2 separate regions of the Homo sapiens genome follow, and region 1 is linked to region 2. The links are chromatin loops, found by intact Hi-C in ENCODE. Cell type or tissue: dorsolateral prefrontal cortex. All regions are shown on one strand. Links, peaks and the distances in the headings refer to the core of each region. The heading gives the core; the rest is flanking DNA.

Region 1 (15,673 bases), core at 3,408-11,407, 82 kb after region 2:
AAGACCAGCTTGGGCAACAAAGTGAGACCTCCCCTCTGCCAAAAAATAATAATAATAAATGGGATTATACTAGCTACCTCTTAGTGATGTGAGGATTAAATGAGATAATGTACGTAAAGCCCACGTTGGCCGATAGAGATGCTTAACGAAGGGCAGATACAGTTGTCCCTTGGTATCCATGGGGGATTGGTTCTAGGACCCTTCATGGACACCAAAATCTGCAGGTGATCAAGGCCCTTATATAAAATGGCATAGTACTTGCATATAACCTATGCATATCCTCCTGTATCTCTTAACAATGGGGATATATTTTGAGAACTATGTTGTTAGGTGATTTTGTCATTGTGCAAACATTATAGAGCAAGGATCCCCCACCCCCTGGGCCACAGACCAGTACCAGTGTGTGGCACGTTAGGAACCAGGCCTCACAGCAGGAAGTGAGCAGCAGATGAGCTAGGGAAGCTTCATCTGTATTTACAGCCACTCTTCATCATTTGTATTACTGCCTGAGCTCTGCCTCCTGTCAGATCAACAGTGACGTCAAATTCTCATAGGAGCACGAACCCTATTGTGAACTACACATGCCAGGGATCTAGGTTGCACCCTCCTTATGAGAATCTAATGCCTGATGATCTATCACTGTCTCCCATTACCCCTAGATGGGACTGTTTAGTTGCAGGAAAACAAGCTCAGGGCTCCCACAGATTCTACTTTATGGTGAGTTGTATAATTATTTCATTATATATTAATATTATAATAATAATAGAAATAAAGTGCACAATAAATGTAATGCACTTGAATCATCCTGAAGCCACCCCCCCCACCCCATTAGTGGAAAAATTATTTTCCACAAAACTGGTCCCTGGTGCCAGAAAGGTTGGGGACCACTGTTCTAGAGTGTACTTACACAAACCTAGATGACACATAGCCTACTACACACCTAGGCTGTATGGTATAGCCTATTGCTCCTAGGCTACAAACCTGTACAGCATGTTACTGTACTGAATACTGTAAGCAACTGTAATACAATGGTAAATATTTCTGCATCTAAACATAGAAAATGTACATAAAAATATGGTAATATAATTTTGGCCAGGCACGGTGGCTCATACCCATAATCCCAGCACGTTGGGAGGCCAAGGTGGGCAGAACCCTTGTGCCTAGGAGTTCAAGACCAGCCTGGTCAGCATGGCAAAATGCCGTCTCTGCAAAAAACACAAAAATTAGCCGGGCATGGTGACACACACCTGTAGTCCCAGCTGAGGCGGGAGGATCACCACCTGAACCTTGGAGGTTGAGACTCCAGTGAGCTGTAGTTGCACCACTGCACCCCAGCCTGGGTGACAAAGTGAAACCTTGTCTCAAATCATCATCATCATCATCATCATCATCATCATCCTCTTATGGAACCACTGTTAAGGATGAGGTTCATAATTGACTGAAACATCACTGTACAGCACATGACTGTACTTTAAATCATCTCTGGATTACTTATGATAGCTAATACAATTTAAATAGTATGTAAATAATTGTAATACTCTGTTTTTAAATTTTCCTATTATTCGTTATTTTGGTATTGTTATTTTTTATTAGTTTAAAAATATTTTTGATCTGTGATCGGCTGAATCTGCAGATGTGGAACCTGCAGATACGGAGAGTGACTGTATTAGCATTGACCTGTTTTCCACTCTATCTGAGTTGAAAATGTCTTCCAGACACCGCTCCCAGGCTGCCTTTCACATGCCCCTGGGAAGCCTGGAGAGGCTCTTCGGTGGACAAGGTTGAGATGGAGATGCTGTGTTCACAGCTATCGACAGAAAGGGAAATGAGAGGAGAGTGGTTTCTGTGCCTCCACTGGGCCCAGACTGGAGTCTGAAGTGAGCAGAAAGCCCTGATTCCACTTCAGCTGTCGAGGCAGTGTTGCAAAATGGTTAGAGCCCAGACCCTGGGGCCAGATTGCCTGGGTTGGAATCCTGTGGCTACCACTGACTTTATATGTACTCCTGGGCAAGTTGCTTAATCTCTCTGTGCCTGAATTTCCTCATCGTAAATTAAGAATAATGATAAGTCAGTGTCATTTAACAATCTAATAAGTTAATATACAAAGCATACTTAGTAGCAGGTACATAGTAAGCCCTTTGTGAATGACAGGCATTCTTATCTACAGCCCGGAACAAAGCCAGAGGCAAAGCTGCTGCTCTTGTTGGTGCTGTGTATAGAGAATAAAGGCAGTATTTATACTATACCCATGTCCCCTTCTGTCCCACATTCAATGTACTTGGGACACAGACTAAACAGACTTGAACTACCCTTTCCAGAATCACAGGGGCCTCTTCCCAGGTGCACTTCCAGGTTCATCACTGGTCTGCATGCCCCAAGGCCTGAAGGCTGGCCAAAGAGTGGCTATTGAGGGGATGGGACAAGTGTAGATGAAGCTTGAACTTATGGCCAGAGAATCTGCCCCTCTGTGCATGTGGCCATCAGTGGTATAGGATGGCGCCCAGGTGTAAAGAGAAGGAAGCTGGGCAGGAAGCCTCTGTACCTTTGCATCAGGCTTTGTGAATTTTAGGCAAGAGATTGCATAAAGATATAGGGTCTGGCATCCATCTCTAGTTACCCATCCTCTCTCAGCATGTTTAGCAGATCATAGTCTTGATGCCAAGGCAGGACAATGGCACATGCATGGGCCTCCCTAGTTAACTAGAACGGATGGGCAAGGGCTGGGCTTGCACACCTGCTGGCTTGTGTGAACTCATTGTTATTCTGATGGCGAGGACCCTGAACTGGGCTCAGGAACAGGAGCTTCAGCCATTCAAGGCCAGCCCTTCCAGACTGTAGGGCCGAGCTCAGCTGCCCCAGCTTTGCTAGACAGACAACCTAGGGATGTGCCAACGACCCTAGGCTCTGAGATTCAAGCTGCCAAATCCCCAGCGGCAGCCTATTTGCTTAGATTTTTGGATTGCAAGAAGCAGAAACCCAAACAGCGTTCCTCAAGTAATGCAGGATTTTTGGTAAGGATGCACATAGGAATAAGAAAATGAGAAGGCCAGCCACAAAGCCCAGCTTCCAGGGCACTCTGGAGAAGCTGAACAAACAAGCTCTGGGAGGAATTGGCTCTAGGGTGAACCAGGATTGGGGAGGCTGAGAGCAGAACACATGGCAGTGGCATTAGGGCATTAGTGGCATTAGGGGCACAGTCCTGATGGGTCTGGGCTCCTCTCCTTGTGTTTTCCTCTCTCCATGTCTGCCCACTTCTCTTCTTTGCTCTCTGCTCTGACTTCTCTCTATCTCATGGTTTCTTCTTGCTCAGAACTTTGGCCCACCCATGGCCCCTCATGCTCCCCTCCCCAGCCTCTCTTTACTTCATGACTTTTAGTTCCTCTGTTCACTGCTGATATGCTTTGGCTGTGTCCCAAATCTCATCTTGAATTGTGGCTCTCACCACTCCGATGCATCATGAGAGGGACCTCGTGGGAGATAATTGAAACATGGGGGTTGTTTCCCCATACTCTTCTTGTGGTAGTGAATAAGTCTCATGAGATCTGGTGATTTTATAAGGAAAAATCCTTTTTGCTTGGCTTTCATTCTCTCTTGCCTGCCACCATGTAAGACATGCCTTTTGCCTTCTGCTATGATTGTGAGCCCTCCCCAGCCATGTGGAACTGTGAGTCAATTAAACCTCTTTTTCTTTATAAATTACCCAGTCTCAGTTAAGTCTTTATCAGCAGTGTGAAAATGGACTAATATAACTGCTAACTGCCCTATTCTTCCCATATTCTTCTAAGTCATTAACCCTGGGGGAAAATTATCATGCCAGGCCAACTCCTTGCCCACTTGCCAGACTATAGATTAGATTCTTGGGTCAGATGCCTATCACTCAGCTGTAGTCAGTTGAGGGGAACTTACATGATCTAGAGCATGGCTGCTGTGGGCTGTGGGGAGGACAGGTTTTCTGTGACATGGACAACCACTGTTATAAACAATCTGTCTGGAACAGTGAGGACGGGAGCCTGGGTAAGAGCCCTTCCCAGGGTTCACTCACTTGCTTCCCTGTTCTGCTCTTTCTCCTGCAGACCCTCTCTAGACTCACTGCAAGGGAAAGGAAGCAGGAGGATCAATGTGGAGGCAGCCGAACAGAACTGCAGATCTACACAAGGTCTGAATCTCTAAACCTGCCTCCTTTCTCCTCTTTTTCTTTCCACTTGCCTCTGACTAGAAGGGACTGCGTTTACTTAACTGCTTTTTTTAAACAACAAAATCAACAGTGCTCCAGCAAATATTTGATGAGTAGCTTCTATACTGAAGTCTCACTACTCAGCAACGAAATTTCATCTGAAGCCAGTAGAAAACCAGAGATGTGAAATATTTATCACAAATTATGTTTTACTATTTACCCTCATATACATCATCTTGATTTTATTAACACCATAGTAAAGTCACTAGGAAAGCTATTACCATCATACTAATTTTGTGGATAAAGAAACTGAAGTTCAGAGAAGCCCAGTTGACTGGTTAGGGTCACATAGAGAGCAGGAAGGAGCTCAGTACTACAGCTTGGGTGGCAGCACCTCCCTCATGGAACTGTAGCATGCTTTGTCCTATGGGATAAAAGTCACATTATGGCTAGGACATTTCCCTGTGTTGCTTGTATTGTCCCACATGTTGTTTTTGTTGACATTCTTTTTTTTGATCCCAGATCCCTAAGAGGTATCATCTCTTCTTTGATAGGTACCATGCCTGAGGTGCTTTCACTCAGTGCTAACCACCCAGTCTGGGCCATCTACTCAGGGAGTTATCTTCCTTCTCGTCCACATGCTTCTCGGGCCTGCTCTTCCCTGTCCATGGTCCTGGACTCAGGGTCTGCCACTTTGCCTCTCTGGGGAATGGCCACGGTTTCCTCTCCTTAGAAGGCACTCCTCATCCTGAGGTCTCTGCTTGCAAGGAGCCCCATTTCTAAACTCCAAGGCTACTAAGCTTGCTTGGCCTCCAACTTCCAAGCAGCAGTGGTGCAGGATTCTACTTGAATTTTACACCAGGGACTTAGGTAGGAGCCCCCTCCCTACAGGTGGTCAGCTGAATCATGGGATTTTTTTCATCTTCTGAACTAGAAGGAGAAACTTGTGGGTTCAGAACAAGACAAAAATATGAGCCAAGTTCTACGAGAGAAGATAGGAAAGGTGAAGTCTACAGGAAACTTTAATTGCTTTATAGGAACAGGAAGAGAATGTAAAGGAGGAAGCTGGCGCTCAGCCTTCCTTGGAGTGAGGAAGGTGGGTGGAGAAGTTCTCTCTTAATCAGAGCCTGGTGGGAAGCCAGGAAAACTGTGGCTTTAGCTGATTGCTGCTTTAATGGTGACTGGGACAGGGAGAACTGTGCAGCAAAAGTGTGTGAGCTGTGCATGTGTGTGCATGTGTGTTTACAAGCAAGCAATTGCTGGTGCCTTTGCCTTTCCTGACCAACGGTTGACAGTCCAGGCCTCCAGGTGATAATCAGATTTTCCTTCTACTCCTCAGGCATCTCCATGGCATTTGTGAGGGTAGGTAAGATAGAGGTGATGTCTCTCTTACGTAACTGTTCAAGGTGGATGTTCCCAGTTGGCAGGATGATCTGCTTCATACAGTCATCCAGGGTCACAGGTTCCTTCCATCGTGTTTCTGTGGCATCTTCTAAAGCAGCAGTTCCCAAACTTGGCTACACATTGACTCCAATAGCAGCCAAGTTTAAGAACCACTGTCATGGGGCTTTGCCCTCATCTACATGGTGGAAGTGGAATCACAGGTGCACAGGCCTGGAAATTGCACAAATGGCTTTCATTGACATTCCACTAGTGAAAAATTTGGTCATGGTGTATAAGCCCTTAATTATAATGCTATGTGGTAAGTGCTAAGATCCTTACTTGAGCCCAAAGGAGAGGCATCTAAGTCAGCTCTGGGAAGTCAGAGAAGCCTTCTTTGAGGCCATGGTCCTTGGTAGCTCTGGATGACTCTGGGTTGCTTGGTTTGTTTACCTGTTTAATTTCTAGGCTTGGTTTCTTCATTGACAAAACGGAACTAATAACTGAAACTGCCTCAGAGAGTTGTGAGGGGTATGCAAGGTAAGTCTCACAAAGCACTTAGCACAATGCCTATCTGTGGTTAGCACTGAATACATGTAAGCTGTTCATTACTCTTATTTTCTGGGCTACGTGAGAACTCTGGATGTTGCAAGGCTTTATGGGGCTGAGGCACAGCCAAGTCTAGGACTGGATTTTAGTTTCTTCCTTTTGGTTAGTAAATAGGATGAGGCAGCCTGGTATAGCTGCCTGGCAAAAGCTGCCGCTGCTGCTGGTCATTGTGGTGGTAGTGTTGGTGCTGTGTGTGTGTGCATGTGTGTTTGTGTGTGTGTGTGTGTTGGGCTGCAGGCAGGAATATGGATAGCAGAACTCTGCCTTTTAGGAAGGAAGGGAACACAGTGATGCCTCCTTTGCCCAGAATCTGACAGTACAGATTGTCTGGTTGAGCTTGCCTGAGGCCTCCTTGCCTGCTTGGCTCTGAGGGTAGCATGAACCCTCAAGGCAGGCAGGAGCAGGAGGGCATCTTGAGCTTGGGCTGCCCTGATGTCTGCAGTAGGCGTAGCTGGAGTCGGCTGACATCTGTCAGCTCTGGCTTCATTTTCAATAGGACTCAGTGCTGAACTTCCACTAAATCCTTGTTCTCTCTCTCTCTCTCTCTCTCTCTCTCACACACACACACACACACACACACACACACACACACACACACACTTGATGTCCCAGACAAATGTGCTTCTGTGTTTTCTGTACTATGACTGTGCTGTTCTCTGGAACGTGTCTCTCTCCCTGCAGAGCAGCTGGGTCCAGCAGTTCCCTTCCATTCCCAGCACTTTCTCAGTTTTAGGATTTCTCTCCCTTTCTCTACTCTCTTCATCTATCAAGATCACACATGAAGAGGAAGGCTTGGGTAAATCGGGGCAGAGTCCAGGGATCCATATGCATTCACTGTGCTTTAAGGGTCGAAATAGTAACTTCTAGGACCCTCTAGCACCTGAGACATGGGCACATAGGAGACCCATCCTGCTGAGTAGCTAAAAATGTCTATTGGAGGCTCTACAGGTATCAATTCCAGGAGAAGCAAATAAAGAATGGGGTGTGCCTCAGGTCATATCTAAGCCACTTTACTGTTCCCCAGGTCCAGACAGACCTGGCTTAGTTTTTACTTTATTTTATTTTATTTTATTTTTGTCCAGAAAGATTTTTAGAGGCAGTGAGAGGGTCTAGCTTTCCCAGACTCTGCTATTGCCTCTGACAGATAAGAAGATGGCTTCTCTCCTCTCTCTCCTCTTCCTCCTCCCCAATCAAAGTGCCTCCATAACTGCAATTGTCATCACACTGGTAACAGCTATGGATGCATTAGTGGCTCTTCTCTCAGTCAAAACACCTTATTCCCAGCTCTCTCCCTCTCCCAAACACCTGCCTGTCAACCCATTTCAGATGGTTGTCTTCAAAGACTCACAAACCCAAAGAAAAAATTGGGGGGGGGGTGGGGTGAGGAGAGAGATACTTTATCTATGTCTGTCACAGCACTCTCCAAACTAAAGAAAGAAATATAAATCATGTTTCCTCTCCATTTGTGGTCACAGCAGCCAGCTCTGCAAGGAGGGAAAGCAAAGGAGAGGGGAAGAAAGTGCCAGGCTAGATCAGGCCAGGGGCCACCTGTGCACCAGCTGTGGGCTCCTCATTTATTTATTTATCATCAGAAATCCTGCCCAGATTTCCCTGCCAAGGGATCACATCTCCCTTGCAAAATGACCCTTGTTAGGCATTTTTGTTCTGTGGGGAAGGAGATGTGTATAAAGGGGTAAGCAAGAAAGACACAGTACCTGCCCTTGTAGAGCTCAGAGTCTGATGTGGGAGGCCAGGACCTAACAGTGAAATGTGGCTGTTCCACGGTGTGATGGCATCAGGCGGGGGAGCTACCTACACCAGGGAAAGCATCAGAGGAGTTTCCCCAAAGGAAGTGGCAATCAAGGTGAGGTTCAAGGCTGAAGCCAGGAGGAGGCCGCCAGGCAGAAGTGCACATTTGAAAGACTACAAATGCATCAGAGCATGGTTGGTGGGCAGCTTGGAGGTGGTAGAACAATGCGGGATTGTTGGAGCAACCTAGGCAACAGACAATGGACAAGGGGAATACCAATGGAACTTAAGAGACTGCGGGGAGGGAGCCAGCCCTTGGGCAGCGGAATTAGTAGGACTTGGTGGGTGATTGGATGCAAGGGGCAAGAGAGGGATGCCCAGATTAATGGCTCAGACAACTTTGTAGATGAAAGTGTCATTTTTGAGTCACAGGATACAGTGTAGGGGCAGAATTGCACATGGGGATAGTTGGAGGTCACAGGTGATGCCTTCAGCTTGGGCCACTGAGTTGCCTGTGCCAACCTAGTGCAGTTGGTCAGTGGACGATTAGATGAATGAAACCCAAGACCACCTGGTTGTTTCAGGAGGCAAACCTGGAGTCAGTTCATGTGTATCAGGGAGTTGGTAATGCTTACCTAGATCTCTCCTTGACCCTGCTGTCCCTCACCTCCCATGTCAGGGCCAGGTATCTCTCCTAGTGTCCTACAGATTCTTCCTCCCTTTCTACAGAACCACATCTCAGGTGGCTGGAAGGCTGGAAGTTTGGGTTTAGTGGTCTGTTTCCTTACTAGATTGTAAACTCCATAAAGGTAAAGACTATGTCTGTCTTGTTCGCTGTTGTATCCTCAGCACCTGTTACACGATAAAGTTTTTACTAATGATTTCTTAGTGAACAAATGTGTGAATGAATGAATGAATGATACCTTGTCAATGGGGTGTGCCTCTCAGAGGGTCAGAAATTATGCCAAAGCTACCATGACTCCGGCTCTCACCTGCACTACACCAAGAGTGTCCTGATCAGTGCCTGCGCCTCCACTCTTGCTCATAGTCAACCTGTTTTCCTTACAGGCATCAGAGATCTTGTAAAATATGAATGGGATCATGTGACTCCCCTACTCAAAACCCTCCAAGGCTTTTCACAAGCCTAAGGAAAAAGGCAGAAGGACTTAACAAAGCCTATCAAGATCTGCAGGCCTCAGCCCCTCACCCCTCCATCCTCTGGAAATGTCACTCCTCCTGCTCTCAGGTTGCTCCCACGACACTGATGTCTTTCCCATCTCTGAGCACTTGTGTGCAAATGTGTGCAATTATGTGTGAATTTACATACGAGTGTGTGTGTGTGTGTGTGTGTGTGTGTGTGTGTGTGTGTGGGTGCGCACATGTGCCTGGAAATCATCTTCCATCTTTTTGCCAGGTTCAGCTTTCAGTCTTGGCTGGCCCCCCATTCTAAAGTAAACACCAGCACCCGCTCTCTTTCCTCTCTCCTAGTGCTCTTCACTTTTCCTGCACAAGCCATCAGACAGATGAACATAGCATGTGTCTGCTTATTTGTTTAAAGCCTGTCCTCTCCTGAATTGTGAGCTCCACGTCTACCTGATGTCTATTACAGTATCCAGCACACACTCAGTGTTCACAAAGTATTTGAAGAATGAATGAATGAACATGTCAGTTCAGGTGTAGGGAGGGAAAAAGGCCATGTCAGTCCAGTTGTGTTAGGAGACAGAGGCCCTACCAGTTCGGGTATATTAAGGAGACAAAGACTTTTCAGTCATGCAGTCATCCCTTAATGCACTTAAACATTTATCAAGCGGCTACTATGTGCTAGGGGCTGTGCTAGACTATGGTGACTTAACCATAGACAAGACAGACAAGGTTGCTGACTCTTTGAAGTTTGCATTCTAATATCAAGAGAGGGGATACAGACAATACACAAACAGACAAATCAAATTGTTAACTGCTTGGGTTAACACACAGGAAGAAAATAACCAGGATGCTGTGTGGAAGGATATCAGTGCACAAGTGTCAGGGAGTTGGAGGTCTTGCTGGTTGAGATGTTTTGGGGCCTATGCAAAAAGCACAGACACCTTGGGGACAACTGAGTCCCTCTCTTGCTCTTGGCTGACAGGCCTCTCCTGTAGGGCAGACTGTGGGCAGAAGGTGGAGCAGCCATGGGTTGCAGAGCCTGTGGGCTTCTTCTTTCCCTGAATTGACTATGAGGAGCGGAGGATGAGGCTGGGGGTAAATTGTAAGAGAAGGTGGCAAGCTCACACCTCAGTTCCTTTACTGTTTCCTTCATTTTCACTCTGCTCTTGACATTTTAAGAATAAACACTTTTAGTTTCCCATAAAGGCGAAATGCTTTTCAAATCAGAGGCAGGCATTCTGTGAAGCTTGAGGAAAGGACCAGAAGTGACAGATGAATGGGTCTGCTAAGCATCGTGCCCCTGCCCTTGTCCCCACTTTCCTGCACACTTGGCGCTCCCCTGCCCCCACTCCCAGGACAGCTGCCCTGCAGAGGCTTCTGTGCCACCTCCTTCAGTGTAGAGGAGCAGGCAGGAGACATGCCCAGGGCGGCAGGATGGCGTGAGAAGAGAGCCGCACACTGGGCTGCAAGAACAGGCAGCCATCTCGAAGGCCAATGCTGCCTGCTCTGGAGATGGAGGGAGGCCGCACAGCATGGGGGAATCGCTGGGTCAGATCTCAAAGTGCTTACCTTTTCTGGGCCTCAGTTTCCTTCTTGGCAAACAGGGCTGATGACACAAATAGCAAATGTTTGCTGATTCCTTCTAGATGCTGGGGCCACTCTAAGGACTTTGCATGAGTGATCACAGTTTGTCCTCACAGCATCCCTGGGAGATGGGGACCAGGCCTCCCCATATGGCTGGTGAGGGGATCCAGCGTCACACAGTTTGAAGCATGTGCCCCGGGTCCCTTGGTTGGTAGGTGGAGGAGCAGTTTGACCCCAGAGCCTACACTCTTAACAAGGAACACCTCCCTTAGTTGGTGTTTGTGAAGGAGAATGGAAGTGAGATATTGCAAGGAAAAAGTCTGCTCAACAAAGGTCACCACCTTGTATCACCTCTAGTCAAAAGCATTTCCCCCTTTGCCCTCCAGTGCTGCTCACATTTTCTTCATTACAGGCACTTTCCTTGAGTTTGGCCATTGCTGGTTTTAGAACAGGAACCCTCAAGAATTTTGGCTCATGAACTCCTGTAAGAAATTAGAAAAACCCCTTCGTATTTTAAGTTGATGCATAAATTTTGTCATTAGGAGTTTAAATAATTTTATAAGGTGTTTTTCCCAGGTTATTATAAATGTTACCACTTCATAATAAAATTTCTACAGCACTGTTTTAGACGTGTCGGAAGGAAATTCAAAACCATAGCACTTTGATACCTACCATCATCTATATAAAAGCAACAGCAACAAAAAACAAGCTCTTCTTTAACAGTTGGGGATTTTACTATTCTTTTTTCCTCCTTGAATTCCATTTGACTTTCCTACAGAATTTTAGTATACTACTATATATTCCTTTTTTTTTTTTTTTTTTTTTTTGGTGAGACAGAGTCTCACTCTGTTGCCCAAGCTGGAGTGCAGTGGCATGATATCAGCTCAGTGCAATCTCTGCCTCCTGGGTTCAAATGATTCTCTTGCCTCAGCCTCCCTAGTAGCTGGGACTACAGGTGCGTACCACCACCATGCCTGGCTAATTTTTCTACTTTTAGTAGAGATGTGGTTTCACCATGTTGGCCAGGCTGGTCTTGAACTCCTAACATCAAGTGACCCACCCGCCTTGGCCTCCCAAAGTACTGGGATTACAGGTGTGAGCCACTGTGCCCAGCCCCACTACTATATATTCTTATGCTTTAAAGTCTTTCATTGATTATCCTATCATATATTAATATATAAGAAAACTAATTTTAAAAAACAATGTCTGTGACCATAGGCTCTAAATGGTAAAGTAGTTTTCTACTTGAAATACTGTTATACTAATTAGTATTACATAATTGATCAAAACAACATAATATATAAAAATTTTGGTGAATATATTGACTGTAAAGTAAAATATTCTGGAAAATGTCTCTTAATGAGAGACATGAGGCTTCTTTTTATAATTAATTTGTGTGTCCATGGATGAATATTAATTATTGCTACCACATTCATAACAAAAGCTGAGAAGCCATATTGAATCGCTAGTAAATGGGAGTCTTATCATAGAATACTTATTGTTGTTAAGTGCATTATTTACAATAGAATCCACAAGATATTTTCATTAAATTAATCTAAATCTCATAAGCTTATGGTAGGAATGAATACATGAGCAGAGATGTGGCCCAAGGTAGGGAGGAGTTTGCGCCCAAGTGAAAAATGAACATGGATACATCTCACATCTGTGTTCCTAGGACTTGGGGGTGTAATGTTGAACATCTGGAAGTAAGTGTGTGACTTTTCACCTTTTCTTCCTTGAAATCTTGCAAAATACGTAACTGAGACAGGGGGAGACAGGGGGAGCCATGGGTGAATAAGCGTCACCCACCAAGTTCTTGCTCGTTATTGCAAAGGGTGAAAATGAAGAGTGTGTGCTTCATAGGAGACTGATGCTTCCCAGCTAGCTTTTTACACATCTCCAACCTTCCAATTCTAACTTACATGGAACCTTGTCATGAATTCGCTACCTGGATGAAATATGCTTCCTTCAGCATTTCTTCCTGGTGCTCTTGATGCTCTCTGCTTGCACACAGGAGTTGAGAAAGGGAAAGGTGGGGTTTTAAATTAAAGCTCATTATTCCCCTCAACCCATGAACTTAGAATATGCCAACATGCCATTTCTTATCATTAACAGAAATGTGGTGAGACAAGGAAAGTTGGGAACATGTGCAGATTTACAGTGACTTGAAATTAAGGTGGCTTCATGGACACTGACTAGGGCAGGTACTTGGAGTGGTTCTGCAATCTGCATTTCATGCTCCTATTTGGAGAGCATGGAAAGCTAACTATATGTTCGGTGCTCCCTTGCATGTAGCATTGGGGTTACAATTAATCTCTGCTACTTGACACACCTGTGAGAGATTTAGGAAGGGTAAGTGAGACAGAAACGTCCTTCCCGAGCCCTCTACTGGCTTCCCCTGGTCAGGAAGGTTGGAATTTTCCTGCAACACGTTCCAGTGTTTATCCTCCAGCTTTCTGTGTGACAAGGAACAGTCACAACATTGGCAACTTTTTGATGTCACTCTCTAATTCCTGGACCATGGTTTTAGGTCTAATCTCCAGTTTCCTGGTGTGCAGGGGCTGGTCAGCAGTGATGAGCATGGCTCCAAGGGTGGATCAGAGGAGCACCCTGTGGATGATGAGACCTCTACTGCTCTAGAAATCATTCCCAGGGCCGCAGCTAGAACCTGCACTTGCAGCCTTTCTAGTAATTTTGTGAGTACCTAGTTCCTTGCAAAAAATCATTTTGTGCTTAAAATACCTTGAAAGGTTTCTCTTCCCTGCACTAAATCCTGCCTGGTATATTGATATTTTGCATCATCTCTTTTCTTGATGTTCACAAGGTTTTTTTATCTTTGTGCAAATTATGTGTGATAGAAAGATTTGGAACAGGTGAGGGGAATGCTTTTCTTTTTTAAAATGGGAGTAAGATGATTATGAAAGGGGTAGTGGGAAGTTAGGAACAGCTCAATGGAAACCTGCTGCATGGCAGGTCAGTTCTAGGAAAAAGTGTGTCAGATGTGGAAATTGATTCCCTTCAATGGGCAGCCATGCCCTCTATCTCTTTGGAAAGTCTTCATGTATCTCTAGATGTACCCTAGCTTGGAGACTTGATGTTCTTTTAAAAAAATTGCAGAAACTCTTACAGGAAAACCAAGACACTCAGCTGTCAGTCAATAACCCTTCAGTGTGTATTGGTGGATTACTGCAGTTTCAGAGGAACAAATGGCTTTGATTTTGATTTGGGGGGTTGGAGGGGAGCAAGGAATAAGGGTAGAGTTTGATGTATGCAGAGGGAGGCTAGGTAAGCCCTAGAGCAACTAGTGGGAGGAAGGGAGCTTTTATTAGAACTATATTTGACTAATCAGTGTACCACAATATTTAATGTCCATCTGGTGCCTGGGACATACTAGTGCTCAGTCGGTATTTGTTCATTGAATGCATGAATGTTTCCAAAGATTGGAGGAGGCATTAAATAATGAGAGGCCAACACTGCCCATTTCAAAACCACCTTTAGAAGACACTTAGTGAGTGACAGCCCACAGTAGTGGAAATAAAGGCTTTGGGGCCCTAAGGTCTAGCCCCAGCCTAGCTTACAAGCAGTGCAGCACTGAGGAGTTACTTAACCTCACAAAAGTTCTTTCCTTTCAATACAGAAAAAAGAGAATGCTAAGGTATTTGAATTATGGAATTGATGTGAAGAGTAAATGAAACAATGTAGGTGGAAGAAATACTTAGTACATTTGGAGGCACAATATATATACAGTGATATAATTTTGTTCAAAAATGTGAATCTTAGTGTGTGCATTTTATTTTTAAAATGTATATGTTATTCAAAGATAGTAGAATATGTTGATGTGTAACTGTTCAAATAGATTTTATTTTTATAGGAAGAGCAACATTGAGGTAGAACAAGCACAGGTGGGCTAAAGCAAGAGCAAGGAGGATTGAGGTTAGACAGCAAACAAATTCTTGGCAGGGATATTATAAAGCCTGGGGCAGGTGGCAGAGAGGCCTGCTGGCTTTACTCCTAGGGGCCAGGGGTCCTGTCATGGTGCCAGGAATTGAACTGCTCAGCGGACTCCTTAGTGTTCATCTACCCTCAGGCTTCTTGCATGAGAGGTTTGGCTATTTCTCTGCTAGGGGCTGGAGCCAGTTTCCTGGTTCTGAATTTTCTCTTCCATTGTGTCTGTCATTCTAACACGTTGCACCCACTTGCTCCATGACAATCAGTATAAACTATTTAATGTTTGATGCAGGGCGGACACCCAAGCTCTTGGCTCTCTGGAGCCACTTATAAATGCTTGATGGTTTTCCAAATTTATGTCATTTTTGGGTTGCTTTCTCTGTTTCGTCCAGATAAGCCACCTAGGCTCTGTCTGGCCAGTGTTTGGACAGTGGAGGCAGGGTGGCTGCTCCTAAATTCTGCACATCCCTTGGCCCACCCAGTGAAAGAGAGACAGACGGACAGATGGAGAGGCAGGCATACGGGTACATAGGTGTCTGTCATTTCTACTTATCTGCATCCTTAAAGAGCAACTGAGAGCAATGTTAAAATTAGATTCTACTAAAGGCAGTTGGAGTTGAGGAAATTAGTTGAATGCTTCCTCGGTAATTGTCGGTGAGGATGTGAAGGGTGTGCTGTACCTGAGAAAAGCTGATAATAAACAACATGGCAAGCCAGAAATAAACACCCAGCCCTGTGTTTTCTTCTTTCTCTCAGAGGCTCCTTTGCAAGCCTGTGTTTGTCTTTTTTCCTGCTTCATTTCATTTTTTCCTGAGGACAGTAGCAAAGATGACCACTGATATCCACTAACCCATGACAGAAGGGAGTCCTTGGCTAGGAACAGATTCTATTATATTTACTGAGTGTCCAAGTCTCTGAGCTCAGCTTGAGGAGCCAGATGTGGGTCCTGACCCTTTAGGTACAAAGTAGGCATGGTAGATATGCACATAAATAACTGTAATTCAAGATAGAAAGTGATCCAAGAGGCAAAACCAAAATGCAATGGGAGTGCAGAGGAGAAAGCCATCAGAGAAACCTCCCTCTGGA
Region 2 (15,673 bases), core at 3,724-11,723:
GCTTTCTTTATTCATATTTAATGAGGATCAACATTGTGCCTCTTACTGCAGCTATTAAAAATATGGGCTTGACTTAAATTAGCTCAAAGTGATGGGCAGAGATAAACGTATTAACACATATTTTATATATATCTGGATAATTTCTAGGAAAATATTTTTAAAAAACAGCTAAGGGAAGAACAGAAAAGTGAAGAAAGCTTTAATGGTAGGGTGAGTGGCTGGAGTATTGCTGGCAGAGTTAATTCATGAAAAGTAAAAATTAATTTCCAGGTAGAGAAGTAGTAGACCATGTAAATAGTATTTCTGGAAGAAGGAATAACAATTGCAGAAGCATAAAGTCATGAAAGGACATAGCTTGTTTTAGAAAGAATGAGAAATTTAGCATGGCTGAGCCCTAGGGGTCCTAACAGAAAGTAAGAGGTGAGGCTGGACCGGAGAAGGTTGGAGCTAGATCGCTAATCCTTCTACATTAAGTTGAGTAATTTAGTGTTTATTTTATAGGCACTGAGAGACCAGTAAATGTCCTTAAATAGAAAGTGATGAGGAAGATGACACTGGTGGTAGTGTGACAGAAAGAAAAAAAAATGGTGGCAGAAAGAACACTTAGAGAGTTGTTGCAATAGTTCAGTAGAGAGAATAGCAAGCCCTATGCTGAGACAGTGGCAGTGGGGACTCTGGGAAAAGGTCAGGTGCAGAAGATTATGCTGCAGCTTATTCTGTAGCATGTGGAGACCGATTGGGTGGATGGTGTAGCATCATCAAGGCTTCTAGCTTGGGAACTCAGTAGACGGTGTTACCATTAATTGAAACAGAAAATATATATAGAGAAACAGATTTGCAGGAGTATGGAGTAGAAACACAGAGTTCAGTTTTACACCTGTTAGGTTTCTGGTGCTTCTGGGATATTAAAAAAAGAGATGTCCAGAACACCATTGGAAATATGGGTCTGGAGATTGGGAGAGAGGTTGAAACTGAAGGTGAAGTTGAAGTCATGGATGTTCTTATCTTTTATATGATGCAAGTTTGGGGACTTGGGATTTGTCATTGTGCTAAAATAGAGCAGCCCAACTATTGACAAGGCTTTGCTCAGTTTAAAATGCAGAAGGCTTTCATCATTTCAAAAGATCTAACATCTCTTCCTAGAGAACACTCAGAGAGGCCTTGGGGTCTGGCTCAGAAGAGGGGTCAGATGATGATTAGTGAATTGAATCAGGGTTAATGTCCAGTCCCTGGAGATCTGTCCCTGCCCCAGTAGCTGATATATTATTTATTAAAAGTACTCCACTCACTTCCCAAGAAAAGAGAGGGCATATAATAGAAGATATATACACATTAAGGAAGAGTGAGAAAATCCAGTTGTAAAAGGAGAAGATAATTATCAAGGACCTTCAACTAAGGATAAGACATATCACTGAACACAAAATATCACTATGAGTTCACTGATAGCCAGGGAAAGGAGGCACAAAGCAAAGAATACCCATTTACCAGGAAGGACAATCTGTTTCCCTGGCATTTAATTCAAGGAGAAACTCAAAACATAATATGAAGCCCATCTTCAAAAACAATCTTAGAAAATACCAAATATTATTCTTAATATTGTTTCCTTATTTAGACTAAGTCCATGATGTTAAATCCTATTTCTGTGTGGACATTTCTATGGATAGCCAATGCGATATTATTTACCCTTAGTCAGTTCTCTCCTCTGCTTCCCCCACGGAAAGGCCAATCAGAGATGAGGAACTTTAGCTCCAGAGACAGTGTTCCTTAAAGACCAAGAGAAGGGAGAAAAAGCATTCTTAGATTGTGTTGAAGTGAAAGCTGAGAAAAAACTATTTATGAGGCAACAGCCTCTCCCCAGCTCAGGAAGCAAGGTTCATGGCCCCAAGGATTATCTGTGGCTTGAGGCTTCTTGCATTTCTGTAGGAAAAAGGGGAAAATTGTGAGAGGATTAATTGCTTGATATAGAGCCAAGGAAAGGGCATTCCCAGCAAGACTTTGTCGTCCGAAGTCCCTGTGGGTCAGAGATTCTGACTAGCATGGGAAGCCAGAGCTCAGCAACACAGGTGTGTGCCGGCCACTCCTGGATTTTCATCCAGTTTCTAGGTCCTTACCAGAGGTAGTGGAGGCCTGGCTATGGAGAACAAGGAGAAATAGGCTTTATCTCCTGAACCAACTCTGATTGGTGGTTGCTGCCTCAAACACTGTGCTGAGAGGGTTTCTGAGGCCCCACCTAGGCCCAATAGAAAAGGGTATCATTACAGAATAACAATGTCTGCCATAGACATGGAATCAAAGTAATTAACATACTGTAATTTATTCCTATAATTAATATTAATATAATTAATCAGCACTCACATATTAATGAACACAAATACCATTATTCAATATAATTAATATTATTTGCCATCTCTGATGTTGAGGTGTTAATAACAATTGCATGTGGACTTTCTAGCTAGTACTGAATCGAGCACCCAGGACAGTTAATATTGCCAGAAAGGAGCAGCAGAAAAGTGAGAGCTGTGACTAACCCTGGAATCCCTCCCCTCCACCTTCACTTTTGAGCCAGAGGGAAGAGATTGGGTGGCCTGAGGCTGTGCTATTAATTTGCCTGCTGGCTGTAACCCTACTATGTGACCCTAAAGGGCTTATCTGTTACTCCAATATATATGTTTCTGGGTAAGACTTAAGATACAGGTTAAATCTTAGAGAACACTGGCAGGGTTTTACAAACACCAGCATTCTCAGTGGCCTCAGCAAGGCAAACAAATGAAACCTAACCAGGATGTGGCAATGACACCTGATGAGGTGTAGGCAACCTGAAAAGTGAGAATCTGGCCTAAAAGCCATCCAAAGCTACATTTTTGAAAAACAGGCTGCGTGTGTGTATGTCTCTCTCTCTCTCTGTGTGTGTCTGTGCGTGTGTGTGTGTGTGTGTGTGATGGGGATGGAGACGCTGCACACACATCTGTAGCTGAAGTCAGCCAATTGGCAACCAAGTTGCTACATCTGATTGGAGGAATGAGTGGCTAGAGAATGTGTTGGCTCCATGTTTTGCTAACAAGATTGAGGTTCCTGGTGAGTGCAGCAAGCTCACATACTTGCTGGGGTCGATGAAGAGGAGCTCCATACGTTTTGGCTTCCAAAGAAAGAGGAAGCAATGATGACGGCAGCCATAGGCATGAAGTGGGATGCACTGTCATCTCCCTGGTGGAGGTTAGCCGTGCAAGGTGGCAAAAGGCTCCAGAATGTTCAAAACCAGAGCTAAGATTTTTTCAAAGAAACTATTTTGTATTTGTTCATAAGTTTAACCAGATTTCTGGTGAAAATCTTAAGTGTTCTAGCCATCTAGTGCAAGGGTGAGATGACATTGACTTGAAAGATTTAGAGTTCCTGCTTTTACTTTAATATTCCTGCTGAATATACCTAATTTTGGCCAGGACCTGGTCTTCTAGGGCCCACAAGGATGAGCTGGCTATAAAAGGACTCTGCAGATAATGAAACTAATTGTCCTGCTGAATGGAGATATTCAAATCTTATCCATCTGGATGCCGAATAGCCTCTGCCGAGTATGACTATTTGAATTTAGCACAATTGATATTGAGCTGTTCTTTCTGAGAGTAATTGGCCACCTGGTTCATGGCCATCCTGCTAATGTCAGTAATACTGTGTCATCAGTGTATTAAAAGCTACTTGTCTTCCAGTCTGGCAGCCAGCATTCATAGTATCTAAGAGCTGAATTATACTTAGTAGGTGTTGATTGCAAAACAAGAAAGCCGGGACCAAGCCCTCCTTTGGGTCATCTAAGGTTAAATTTGCTCAGTTACAGCCTCCTTCCTACCTAGTCACTTAACTTAGCACTGTGGCCTTTGGAGAAATGACACCTGTCTCATTTTTTTATGTGAACCAGGAAAGCAGAGTGTCGGCTGTGAGGGAAAATACCCATTAAATGTATAGAATCCGCCAGATGGAATCATGAAGCCAAATGTGTTTCTGAACTTGGCATTATTTTAAAGGGTGAAGTTCAGAATGGTATCAGATAAAAGTTTATTTAATTCTCAATTAGGAATTGTTTTTATGCAGTGTCGGTGGCATTAGGACTTCTATGAGCTGTGCTATTGATTGAAATGATGCCCTCATTGGGTGTTGATTGAGTGATCTTTTGATTCCCTCCCTATTAACATGCTAATCATTAGGGGTACAGCTCCTCTCAAAGGCACCTGTTATTCCAAGGATGGATGTCTCTGACCTTGTACATTTCTCCCAAGATGCTGGGGGTGAAGGGGTTCTTCAAAGTCCTCATTAGCATAATGTAGCTCAACTCCCAAGGGTGATAAATTAAAAGAACAGGAACACAATTAGGAAGATTTTTTAAAGGTTACAAATGGTGGATGCATTCTGAGAATGTCTGGATCTACATGTCAAGGGCATCTAAGTTAGTCCTGAGAACAGCTGGAGCCCAAAGGCCAGCTCCTCTCTGTGCACCAAATTTACATAAGCTTTGAAGATATTTTTAGCTTTCTGCACTCCTCTTAATATGCTCCTGCTTCTCTGTCTCACAAAGAGGGAATGCTGCAAGCTTAGGATTCTGATCTTTTGGTCTTCAGAAGTTCTGATGTTGTTTTCTTTTTCAGATCTTCTAGGGATAAGCAAAAGCAGAAACTGATGAAGCAGCCATAAGCCTGTTGTACATAAAGCCCCTATACATGGGTGCCAGGGGAGGGTGGGTCAACTCCTTTCTGGGGCTGTCTGCTCACATGTGGTTGCTCATTTTAAAATGAGATTAGCTGAGAAGATATACATTCAAGACGCTGGCATAGTGCTCTGCATATAGGACCTTAACAAATGTATTGTTTTTTTTTCTCTCTCCTTTTACCCCTCCCATGTTAAAATGGTCTCTGAATCAAGGTTATGGTGAAGACCACAGGAATTTTGGGAAGACAAACATCCACTAACATTCATTATTCATTTATTTTATTCAACAAGCAATTATTGAGCAGCACAGCATGCCGGGCATTGAGTTAGGTGAAATCCAAAATGATTTAAAAAAAAAAAAAAAAAAGACCTAGTCACTGTCAATAGTCTAGAAGTCTAAACTCTGTGTGTGGGGGGTGCATCTGTGTCTGCTGGGAGGTACAGGGGCCTTGTGCAGGCTGCTACCTCATTATGGTGTGAACCCAGAAAATCTGAGCCAGGTCTCAGTTAATTTAGAAAGTTTATTTTGCCAAGGTTGAGGATGCACCTGTGACACAGCCTCAGGAAGTCCTGACAACATGTGCCCAAGGTGGTCAGGGCACAGTTTGGTTTTATACATTTTAGGGGGACATGAGACATCAATCAATATATGTAATAATTACATTGGTTCTGTCTGGAAAGGCAGGACTACTTGAAGCAAGACTGGAAGACTCAAGCCGGGGAGGGAGCTTCCCAGTCACAGATAGGTGAGACGGTTGCATGCATTCTTTTGAGTTTCTGATGAGCCTTTCCAAAGGAGGCAATCGGATATCCATCTGTCTCAGTGCCCAGAGAGATAACTTTGACTAGAATGGGAGGCAGGTTTGCCCTAAGCAGTTTCCAGCTTGAGTTTTCCTTAGTGATTTTGGGGGCCCAAGATATTTTCCTTTCACAATGGTAACGAGTAAGCTCATGGCACTCATTCATATCTCCTGTCCAAGTAGATCAAAGGAGAGCCAGAGACTTCTGGGGTGAGAGAGTACTGCTCTGCCATAGGAGCCTTGGGTTTGGCCCTGGTCCTGTCTCTGAGTAGTTGTGTGATCTTGGGCAAGTCACTGTGCCCCATGGGCCTTCAGGCCAGCAGCAGAATGCAGCAGGTTGGCAGCCTGAAGCAAGTAGGGGAGGCCATCTCCTGCATCAACATGTTCACATTGTTCATTTTGTGGTTGCAATCAAATGGGATGATAGGAAGAATTCTGCTCCAGGCTCTGAGTTACAAACATTGGATGAGATGATCTCGCTTCTTACAGCTCCAGCATTCAAGAATTGAAGGACACAAACCACCCGCCACTCGGCCCTATGTTCTTCCCAGTAGAGTTAATCTTCCATGGCAATAATTACATGAGTAAAATAACATGACAACATTAACCTTTGAAAAAAGACAGATTTTATTTCTATGTCAGTGAGTCATAGACCTTTTGAGAAAGCATTTGGTGAAGCATCAAGTTACAAAGGAAGAATGAACCACTGCTAGAACCAGCCTGGACCTAATGCCAGAAGCTCCAGGGCAGGCAGTAACCTGGTTTTCTCATTAGAGTTGGGTCATGGACACTCATCTCTGCTGATCTCTCCTCCAAAGTCCATTTGTTCATTGGATGTACTGTGTACAAACACTGCACTGGACATATGTCCTTTGATAAGGAAGAATTTGGGGGTACTGGCTGCCAGGAGAGGTTCCATTTCCTAACTACATCAAACTGTCTTCAAGGCTGTCCCCAGGTCCTCTCCTCTCCTGTCCTGAATTTGGGGAGTTAAGACTTCCAGGGTCCTTTGGACAGGACTCTGACCCAGGAGACAGGCCTCATGGCAGATACTGCTGTCCTGACTTCTAACAATAGAGTGAACAGCAGGGTCGGGTCCTGGAGATGGAGACTTGCTCAGGGTGACATGGCCCCCAAAGCCCTATTCAGACCTTTCTGGCTCAGGAAACAGTCCAGACATGACAACCCTTGAGGGGGCCCAGCAGAGATATCCAGTGGGGGCTAAATCTATTTGTAGTCAGTTTTCCCAACTGCGCATTTTCATGAAGCCTGCCAGCAAGGAGTGCCTTTTAAAAATCACCTGCATATTGTGCACATGTACCCTAAAACTTAAAGTATAATAATAATAATTTAAAAAAACACCAAGAAAAAAAAATCTGTGTAAGGAAGCCTTAGTAGGTATCTCCTCTCTCACCCCAGAGTAAGGACCGAAATCAATTCTCAGGAGGGGCCATGACATCTTCCACTTCACATCCCACATTCTATACCTTTCTCCAGGCCCAAATTGACAAGAGATAGGAAGGAAGTGAAGGGGCCACTGAAGCAAGGTGGATGATCAGGTGGCAGATACCAATGCTCACCTCCTGGGCTCCTGCAGTGCTGCCATGGTCCCTGATCCAAGAGAGGGCAACACTCCACAGACAAGATATATAGGGGCACACACACAGATACATGCACACACCAACAGACATGCAGACATACATCAACACACTCAAGACACACCCAAACACACAGTCTTTGTAGTGGACACTAGGATGCACTACCCACATATGCCATTAGTAATGAGGGACTTACTTTCCCTGCTGCTGGTAGTGCCAGAAGTCAGTCCTCAGCTGAGGGAAAGGAGACTGCCTTGCCCAGGTCACATCTCTTCCAGGGAAGCTGGCATTCAGTGGCTGGTTATGGAGGTAATGAGGGCCTGGTCTCCTTGCCCAGCTCGGGACATCAAGGTCATCCTAGCTCCAGAGTTCCCATGGAGTTGGCTGAGGCCTTCCTTGGGACTACATGTTAGCTCAAGTTCTCCCTCTGTACATTCTACTTTTGTCCTTTCTCTTCCACAGGCATTGGCCCCAAAGGCACCCCCTAAAAAGGTGCTAAACTCAGTCTCAAGGTCGCTTCTCAAAGGATCAAGAGTGCAATGCAGATACACACCCATAAACAAAGACACACACAGACATACTCACACACATACACAGATACACACACACATTCCTCAAGGAAACCAAAGAGTGAGAGGTAAGAAGAGAGTTTGCCCTGTGATTACAGCTGCGTGACACAATCACTTTTATGATATGAATTTATCAGGCTTTTTCTTTCAAATGTTCACTTTTTTAAATCCAAAGTGAACATTTCATTATTATAATGAGAGAGAGAAAAAATAAAGGTATTTGGAAAACTATTAATAAAACCAGCTCTTCACAAATAACTCTCTATGCACAGGCCCTAATCCTCTAAGAACTTGTGGTTTTGCTTCAGACCTTCTACTGTCTTTGGGAAAATCTCTAGTGTCCCAGTTTATCACCACCAAAGATATGCTGCATTCTTTCCTGACCCCCCACAAATTAGACCTTGAGTTTCAAAGATCTGGTCTACTAGCTGCACTTGTTTTAAAATTGTTATTCATCAAAAACACGAGGAACAGCTGATCAAAGTTCAGAAGCGCTCCATAGAAGTAACATTCCGACCTCAAGTGGATTTTATTCCAGCCCCAAACAGATAGGGTTTCTGAAAATAAGAAGGGCTTAGGAAACCTTATTCCTGCCGTTGAGGACCTCTGGAAATCATAGATTCTATATTTTCATACCCCTGCTTCTGGGCAAGGCTTCACCCATCACACAGATGTGGATGGTCTCCTCAAGGGACCAGCAAAGTTTTGCTCTTCCTTGATGGGAAATCCTTCCTGTGTGCAGCTGGAATTTCCACCATGAAACTTCAGTCTGTTTTATTGTTTTTGTGTTTTTGCTTTGACCTCACTAGGGGTCAGCAGTCTGCTAGCACTTCATCATTGTGTCATGGACTAAGTGAGAGCACCAGGGCCTTGGAGCTCCACCAACTTGGCTCTGAGTCCTGCCGTGCTACTAACTAAGTAGACTGAATCCGACTGGGCCTCTGCCTCCTCTTCCTTAAGATGGGATAACAATTATAACAGTCCCAGCTGTTGGAGGGATCAGGGTGATTAAATGAGAAGGCATTCCATAAACTTTGTCCCTTAAGCCTTCATTTCTTGGCCTTGAGTTGCAAATTCCTTCATCCTTTTATTTTTCTCCAGTCCTTCTTCATTCTTCTTTACTGGCTTTTGATTTTGTTTCCCCAGGGCCTGACACTGCAGCAGGCACGTGGTGAGTGCACAATAATTAGGTGTTGAATGACTGAATGGACAGATAGCACCAGGAGGGGTGCTGTAGAGGAGAGGCCTGTACTGAAAGGGAGGTCACCGCGAAGGTTCAATGGTACAGAGAATTGATGAACACTTTTTCTAGAATAGGAGAAAGACATCTCCTTTGTTGCTTTCCCCTCACCAACTTGCCTCTGCTTCCATCCCTTGCTCCTTGCTACTCCTTCATTCTCCAAGTTTCTGGCCCTCAATCTGCACGTACTGTGAGTCCCAGGTCTTTTCCTCTCCCACAGATCTCGCAACTCCATTCCAGTCTTTCTGTTGCTGCCTTCCGGGCTCAGCTCCTCCCTTGCAGACCCTGGGGAATCTGGGCGCCCAGACTGCCCTCTCCCATCTATCCTCCTTGGTGCAGCAGAGCCTTCCCTCTAAAGAGCAGCGCTGTTCATCCCTCTCCTTCCCAAGCCCTCTCCTCCCCTCACATGGCACACAGAGCCCTTTAAGACTTCCTGGCTTCCACTGCCCACCACCCCACCTGCACCTCGTGTGTCCTGTTCTCCATACACATCGTGAGCTTCCACATCTCTACCCTTTTCATTTGTGTTTCCTGTGCCCCAAAGGCCCTCTCACAACCTCCTTGCCCACCTAGTTACTCCTGCTCTCCTTGAAGATTCTGACCAGCACGGTCTCACCCAAGCCCAGAGTCTGACTTAGGGGCTCCACTTCTGTGCTTCCCCAACACCCGCTGCCTCCTTCTGTCATGCCACTTGGCACTACAGCATTGTGCCTATTGGTTCTCTTATTCAGATTCTCTGCAGGGACAGTGTCTCATTTCTTAGTGTGTCCTAGCACCTAGCACAACCTCTGGTATTTAGTAGAATCTCAATAAATATGGAGCAAATGAATGACTAAATGAATGAATGATTATATGAATCCTTCTCTGCCATTGCCCTTTTTGAGGCGCCTTGGTGTGGGACAGATCCTCACCAGTCAGACAGGCCCCACTGTGTGAGGGCAGCTAGTGAGTGTGGGAAAACCACTTTGCTATACTGAATTTCTTTTCAGCTATGAGAAACCAAGAATACACCAGAGGATCTCACTTCCCTTGACTCTCTTCTTGCTGCAAAGGGTGGCTCCAGGCTTCATATCTACCACTGGTCTCTTTTCTTGGGCTGGGGTTGTAGGGTGCAGGTGATAAGCCACTGGAATTCCCACATCCTTCTCTGTTTCCCTCCTGCCTACCTCCCCTCTCCTCTCTCTCTCTCTCTCTGGACCAGTTGCCGAGTACTCAGCGTCCAGCTTGCATAACACGAATTCTGTCATCTGAGTCACTCCAATTTCTGCCTGATGACTGAAGATCATTTCAAACATTCTCTGAGCTCAATTTGCAGTGCCCAGCAGGGAGTGTATCACTGAGTCACGATGTAACATATCCCTTTCCTGAGCTTTCTGTGGAAGGCCAATTAAGCTTTTGCTCCAGAAGCCACAGAACTCCTGAGATGCACAGGAAGGACAGGCTCTGCCAGGACCGGCAGATGTCCACACCCAGGGGGGCCCACAAGACCCAGAAGAACCCTCTGCAGGCCCTGGAGGGGTCAGTAGAACCTCCAGAACTCATCTAGCCCATTGCCCTGACCTTCCTCAGCATCACAGTCATAGTTTTGGTTGCCTTCACATTCTATTAATTGAATTTTTACTTGTATCTAACCTAGATCTTTCATGCTGCAGTTGCTTTTATCTCCATATTTTCTTGTAAAAGTCACTTAGGGCAAGGCCTATCCTAGACAAAATTGTGTGCTAGGACTTTAGATGCATGATTCCCCCACTTCCCTTCTTTCTGGATGCTTTACCCTCCCCCTGTCCCTGTTCTCCATAACAAGTGCCCTTATGTTACCCAGGGACCATTTCTTTTTGGAAGAATTAATCCACTCCCATGTATTACTGATGTCATACCCATCAATCACCCCCAGGACCTATTTTCTCTGTAGAAGGGAGTACAGGGGTAATGAATTTGTGCACCTTAAAAGCTTATATTCCTAATGGTGAAAATTTAGACACTAGAGTGCCCAGGATAATTTGGAACAAAGTAGACCAGGAACACCAAGTCAAGGTCTTAGAATACTGGGGCTGGGAGAGAAGGTTGATATTATCTAGTCCCATGTCTTCTTTACACAAATGAGGAAGCTGAGGCTCAAAGAGGTCTTCACCTGGTCACTGGCAGCATCAGCATTAAAACCTAGTCTTCTGTTTCCTACTCTAGCGGTCTTTCCATTGTAAACATAGTTAACCTTTCTTGAGCACATACTATATGCAAAGTATGGTTTTAATCTTTTTACAAGTATGTATTCATTTTTTTAAATCTTCACAACCCTGTGAGGTAGGTGTTATTATCCCCATTTTACAGAAGATGTAACTGAGGCCCAGACAGATTATGTCAGTCTCTCAAGGACACAAACTGGGAGGTGGCAGAGCCTCTGCTCATACCCACAACATTCTGCTCATGCAGCCTCATCAACCGGATTTCACGAAGTTCCTTGAAGCCTTGTTGCAACGGCAATTTTCTACCATGTTCCTTTTTTTTTTTTTTTTTCTGTCAGGCATCTGTGCCTTCTCACTACTAAACATGCATCTCACATTCCCCACCCTGGCCTTAAAGGCCACCAACACCTCATTGAAAACCCTTGTTCCTCACAGGAGGTGCTGCTGATCCCTGACAGACCCGCCTGTTTGTACCCCTCTCCTGTGGTTGGTTGTCACCAGGGCTGTTATTAAAGCCAGAAATAGGATGCAGAGCTCTAGTCCTCCTCCAGACTTCTCACCCGGGAAGTTCCCACATGGCTGTGATATCATGGCATCCCCTCCCCCTCCCATGATGTCATTCCCACAGCCCAGCTCCCTCCCCTCCCCTCCCCAGATTTCCACCTGCACCCAAGCAGGAGTCACAGATCATCTCACATGACTAGGAACAGTTAAGAATGAGACCTGTGAGAAGTAGAATCTTTCTTTGGTTGGGGCCAGAAACTATTCCCTCCCATCTGCCTCTGCCCCTCCCAAGAGGATAATTCATCCTGGCTACCACATGTTAGCCCCTCATCTGCCTGGGAGTGAGGTGGGGGACTTCACATACAACTCCTTCTTCCTCTTCCCTCACCTCCTCTTCTTCACAGGACCAGAGCCAAGATCCTTCCACTCTGAAAACTCCTACACCCATGTGGCATCTCAAATCAGCTGTGTGTTTGTCTGGAGTATGTGTCTTTGTGTGTGTGTGTGTGTGTGTGTGTGTGTGTGTGTGTGTGTGTGTATGTGTATGTGTGGCTGAGCTGTAGACCTGTGGAGGACATGAAATCAGTCCATCGTTGGGAAGTTGGTTGAAAATAAACTAGGTTCCCGGGCATAGGATGGATGCTGGCACCAGCTTTAAATGGGCCTGTTGCCTTTTTCCTCACATCCAGAGCAGTGAGGCTCTGGGTGTAGTCCTGGCATCAAGATTGGGGAAGGGATGGCCACGGGCCAAGGGCTGTGTTCTATGCAAAGCATGCATATTGACTAGATTACATCTTGCAGACATGGGATGCAGAGAGCCAGATAGGACTTCTTGTTGTTCCCCAACTTTTCTTTGTTAGCATGCAGGCTCACAGCACTTTTCAAGTGTGATTCTGTGCTAGACACTGTGCTAGGAGCTAAGCATACACATAAGGGAAGAAGGGTTACAAAATTTAATCCATTACAACTCAGATATGAGAGAAAATGAGCTCTATTATCGAAAATGAATTTGGGATTCTTTCCCAGAAAAATAGGTGAAGGGTGGGGGAAAAGTAACTAAACGTCCAAACTGGTTTAGAGCTTGATCTCATCCAATAATGCCACAGCCCTTTTTGGAAATGCCAGTCTCCAAAACAAAGCTGCTCAGTCTCCCACATTATCCCTCTGTCCTCCTAGTCCTCTTACTCAGGTGGAAGAAAGAAGGAGGGGGCTTTATGTAACATCATGGTAGAGGGAGAAGTTTCAGAGTTCTCCAGCCCCTTTGGTCTACAGAGCCACACCCTTGTCCTCATGTCTGGTCTTTGTTCTGTTGGCATTTTAAGCCAAATCTGTGCCTTGTATACTTTGTGATCTAGTCTCTTTCTTTGGATTTGGTTAGAGCCCATGTCTCCCACCTTTCCAGGTGGACTCAGCCTCACTTTGGCCCTGCTGATGTTATGGGCCTCATAAAGTTGAGCCATGACTCTCATCAGGCCCAGCCTGCATGGTGGTATCCACGGCCTTGCCCCAGGTCTATGGTGGCCTGCTGTTCAAGACTCCACAGAAGGGCCCCTGGCTACTTCTAATTCTTGCCTTTGCCATGAAGCAGCCAAGGATAGTTGGGTCAGCAAAGCCCTACTTTAGGAGTTCCTTCTGCCTGTTTATGCTACAGACTCCTCCAGCCTGCCAGGTTGCTTCTAAGTCTGTCTTGTCCAATGTCAGTAAATTCTTAACGGGATGGTGTATTAGTCATGTTTTTATCAGCAGAATCGATTTTAGTGCTTGGCACATAGTAAGAGCTTTGTAAATGTTTGTTGGATAAATGAATGAGTGAAATGTGTTTGGCTGGGGCTCCACATTACGAAGGCCACATAGCATCCTTTGGATAAAATTAGCATCTCAGAGAGAGATGACAGAAGTTTCCAGAACAATTGGAAGACAAGTTGTCTATGAGAGTAGCTAGTTTTGTTGAAAAATCACCAGGGGTCAGGCACTGTGCCAAGGGCATTACAAACACATTTTCCTACTTGAAGTCTGCAACAACCCTTTGAGGTAAGGGGTGGGTGTACTATGATTATCGTCATGTTACAGATGAGGATACAGGCCCAGAAATGCTCAGTAACTTGCCCAAGCACACACAGCTGGAAGTTGGCAGAGTTTGGACTAGAAATCCATAGCTAAAGCATTGTGTGCCCTCCTTTCAGCCTGGAAACATCATAGGAGTTTCCAGTAGATGGGTCTCCTAGGACTCAAAGAACTATTAGAACTGTAAGAAATCCCAAACGGAATGAAATTCTGACCTAATGGAGCCTAAGAATCAGCAGGAGCCCAAGTCCCAGTTTAAAAAGTAAAGAAAAGACAAGTATAAATACAAGGAAGAAATTCTGTAAAATCAATGCTTTAAACAAGGTCAAATAATTAATGTCTTCCAGCAGCTTCCATCCTCTGAGAAGGGCCTGACCTGCATGCCACCATGTCCCTTCAAGTGCAGGCAGACAGGGAACTCAGGATAATGGCTCCTTGAGCATGGCTAATGTATGATGGAAATGCATCTTTCTCCTCTGGGGCTGGCAATGTAATTTCATACTAAATTTACTGTGGTTTATGTAATTCTTTTCATTCACAGCAGAAGGAGTTTCTTTGCTGCTTCCCTTTTCAGAAACTTGGAGACCATATATCTTTGCAAAGTGGATTTTTAAAAATAAAGAAGAAAAGATTAAATCAGAGAAGCTCCCAAGTTTTCTGCCTTCTGCCTGGACCAGCTTCCTGTGCTTCTTCCTTTCCAAAATTGATGTGGTAAATGTTATTGCAGTAGCACTGGCTCAGAAAAGCCCAGGCCTTCCAAGAATGTAACCTTCATGGAGAAATTCTGCGACTCTTTCTCCTCTTGGGAGGCTAGAGAGGTAAGACGTAGAAGGAGAGAGAGAAAAAGAGACACGGAGAAATTTGCCTTGTTAGTGGCTTTCAGGAGAACAAGGCCAGAAGACACAGAGTCCCGGACCTTATCCACGTGAGTCCCTCTTCTTTTTCCACTGTCTGTCACCTGAGCCTTTTCTTATTGCTTCAAAGGCCTTTGCTTGTCAGTCTCCAAAGTGCCCAAGCCCCTTTGTGTCCTAGAAGAATGTACCTCCTTCTATCCCTCAAAGAAGGCAGGCCTGAGCCAGGAGATTGGGCAGAGGAGGGGCAGGTCAGACTCATGGGTGGGTGTCAGAGTCCTGATGACTGGAATTCTGAGGAGTTTGGACATCTCAGTGATCCTTTAAAAAAATCCCTAAAACTTAAAGTATAAAAAAAAAAAAAAAAAAAAATCCTTACTGCCTCAGTCCCCGAACAGGAAATTCTGATCTTGAATTGATCTTAGAATAAAATCCTCCCCCAAACCCCAAGAAGCCCTATAGAATCTTCTTTCTGTCTTTTTTCTGACCTCATCTCATGCTATTCCATCTCATGCCATTGCCTTACACACCTGGCCCTGTGATTTTCTTTCTGCCTCTTTAACACACTAAGACCTTTCCTACCTTTAAGGTAGCTACTCTCTTTCCTTGGAATGCTCAGCTCTGCACTCCTTTGGCTGGCTGCATCTTGAGCTTTGGGTAGACTCCTAATTGCCTTCTTGTCAGAGAGATTTCCCCAAATATCTGCTCTTAAAACAGGTCCCTATCTCTCTCACTCTGTAGTCCCTTGCTTTTAAAATTTCTTTCATGGCACTTTGCACAACATATATGATCTTTATATATAACATGCCTGCTGTCTGATTCCCCCACTGGAATATACATTCCCCAAGACAGAGATCATGTCTTGCTTGTCCCTGCTAAAGCTGCAGTGCCTAGCACAGAGGTCATATTCAATTGACATTTACCAAATGAACAGCTGAATTCCAACTCCCTATTACTTCCATGGCTGCCTTCCCTATAGACTGTGAGCTGCCTGAAGGCAGGGACTGTCTTTCTTCTCTACGTCCTCCATACATAGCACAGATCCTGGAGTAGAAAAGACCCTCTGCACATGTTTGTGAATAAAGGAAAATCTGCATCAGACTTTCTGCTCAAAATGTCTGCAGATGAGTCTCTCTGATCAGTAAGAGATCAGGAAAGCAGAGCAGGCCAGC

Evidence for each region. Peaks named below come from ENCODE experiments on the same cell type or tissue, not always from the same donor. Only the 100,000 strongest peaks of a DNase experiment are listed, where the experiment ranks them.
Region 1: a loop joins it to region 2, with 5 times the contacts of the local background. A loop is called at or near these places in 8 of 110 quality-filtered maps.

The regions. Positions count from the first base shown.
Region 1 is chr11:112,729,564-112,745,236 of GRCh38, forward strand. LOC105369496 (a long non-coding RNA gene) reads right to left here and starts at 7,978. Exons shown (of 3, transcript XR_948018.3): 1 at 7,879-7,978. RefSeq lists a silencer at 4,750-4,950. In dorsolateral prefrontal cortex, for the core only: no CTCF peak of the experiment used is centred there; DNase peaks (open chromatin) are centred at 6,337 and 6,688; H3K27ac peaks cover 3,347 bases.
Region 2 is chr11:112,647,072-112,662,744 of GRCh38, forward strand. No RefSeq gene overlaps it. Among named protein-coding and RNA genes, the nearest start is that of LINC02764, 99 kb to the left of the region's middle. In dorsolateral prefrontal cortex, for the core only: CTCF peaks have their summits at 8,481 and 8,681; DNase peaks (open chromatin) are centred at 8,540 and 10,126; H3K27ac peaks cover 4,388 bases.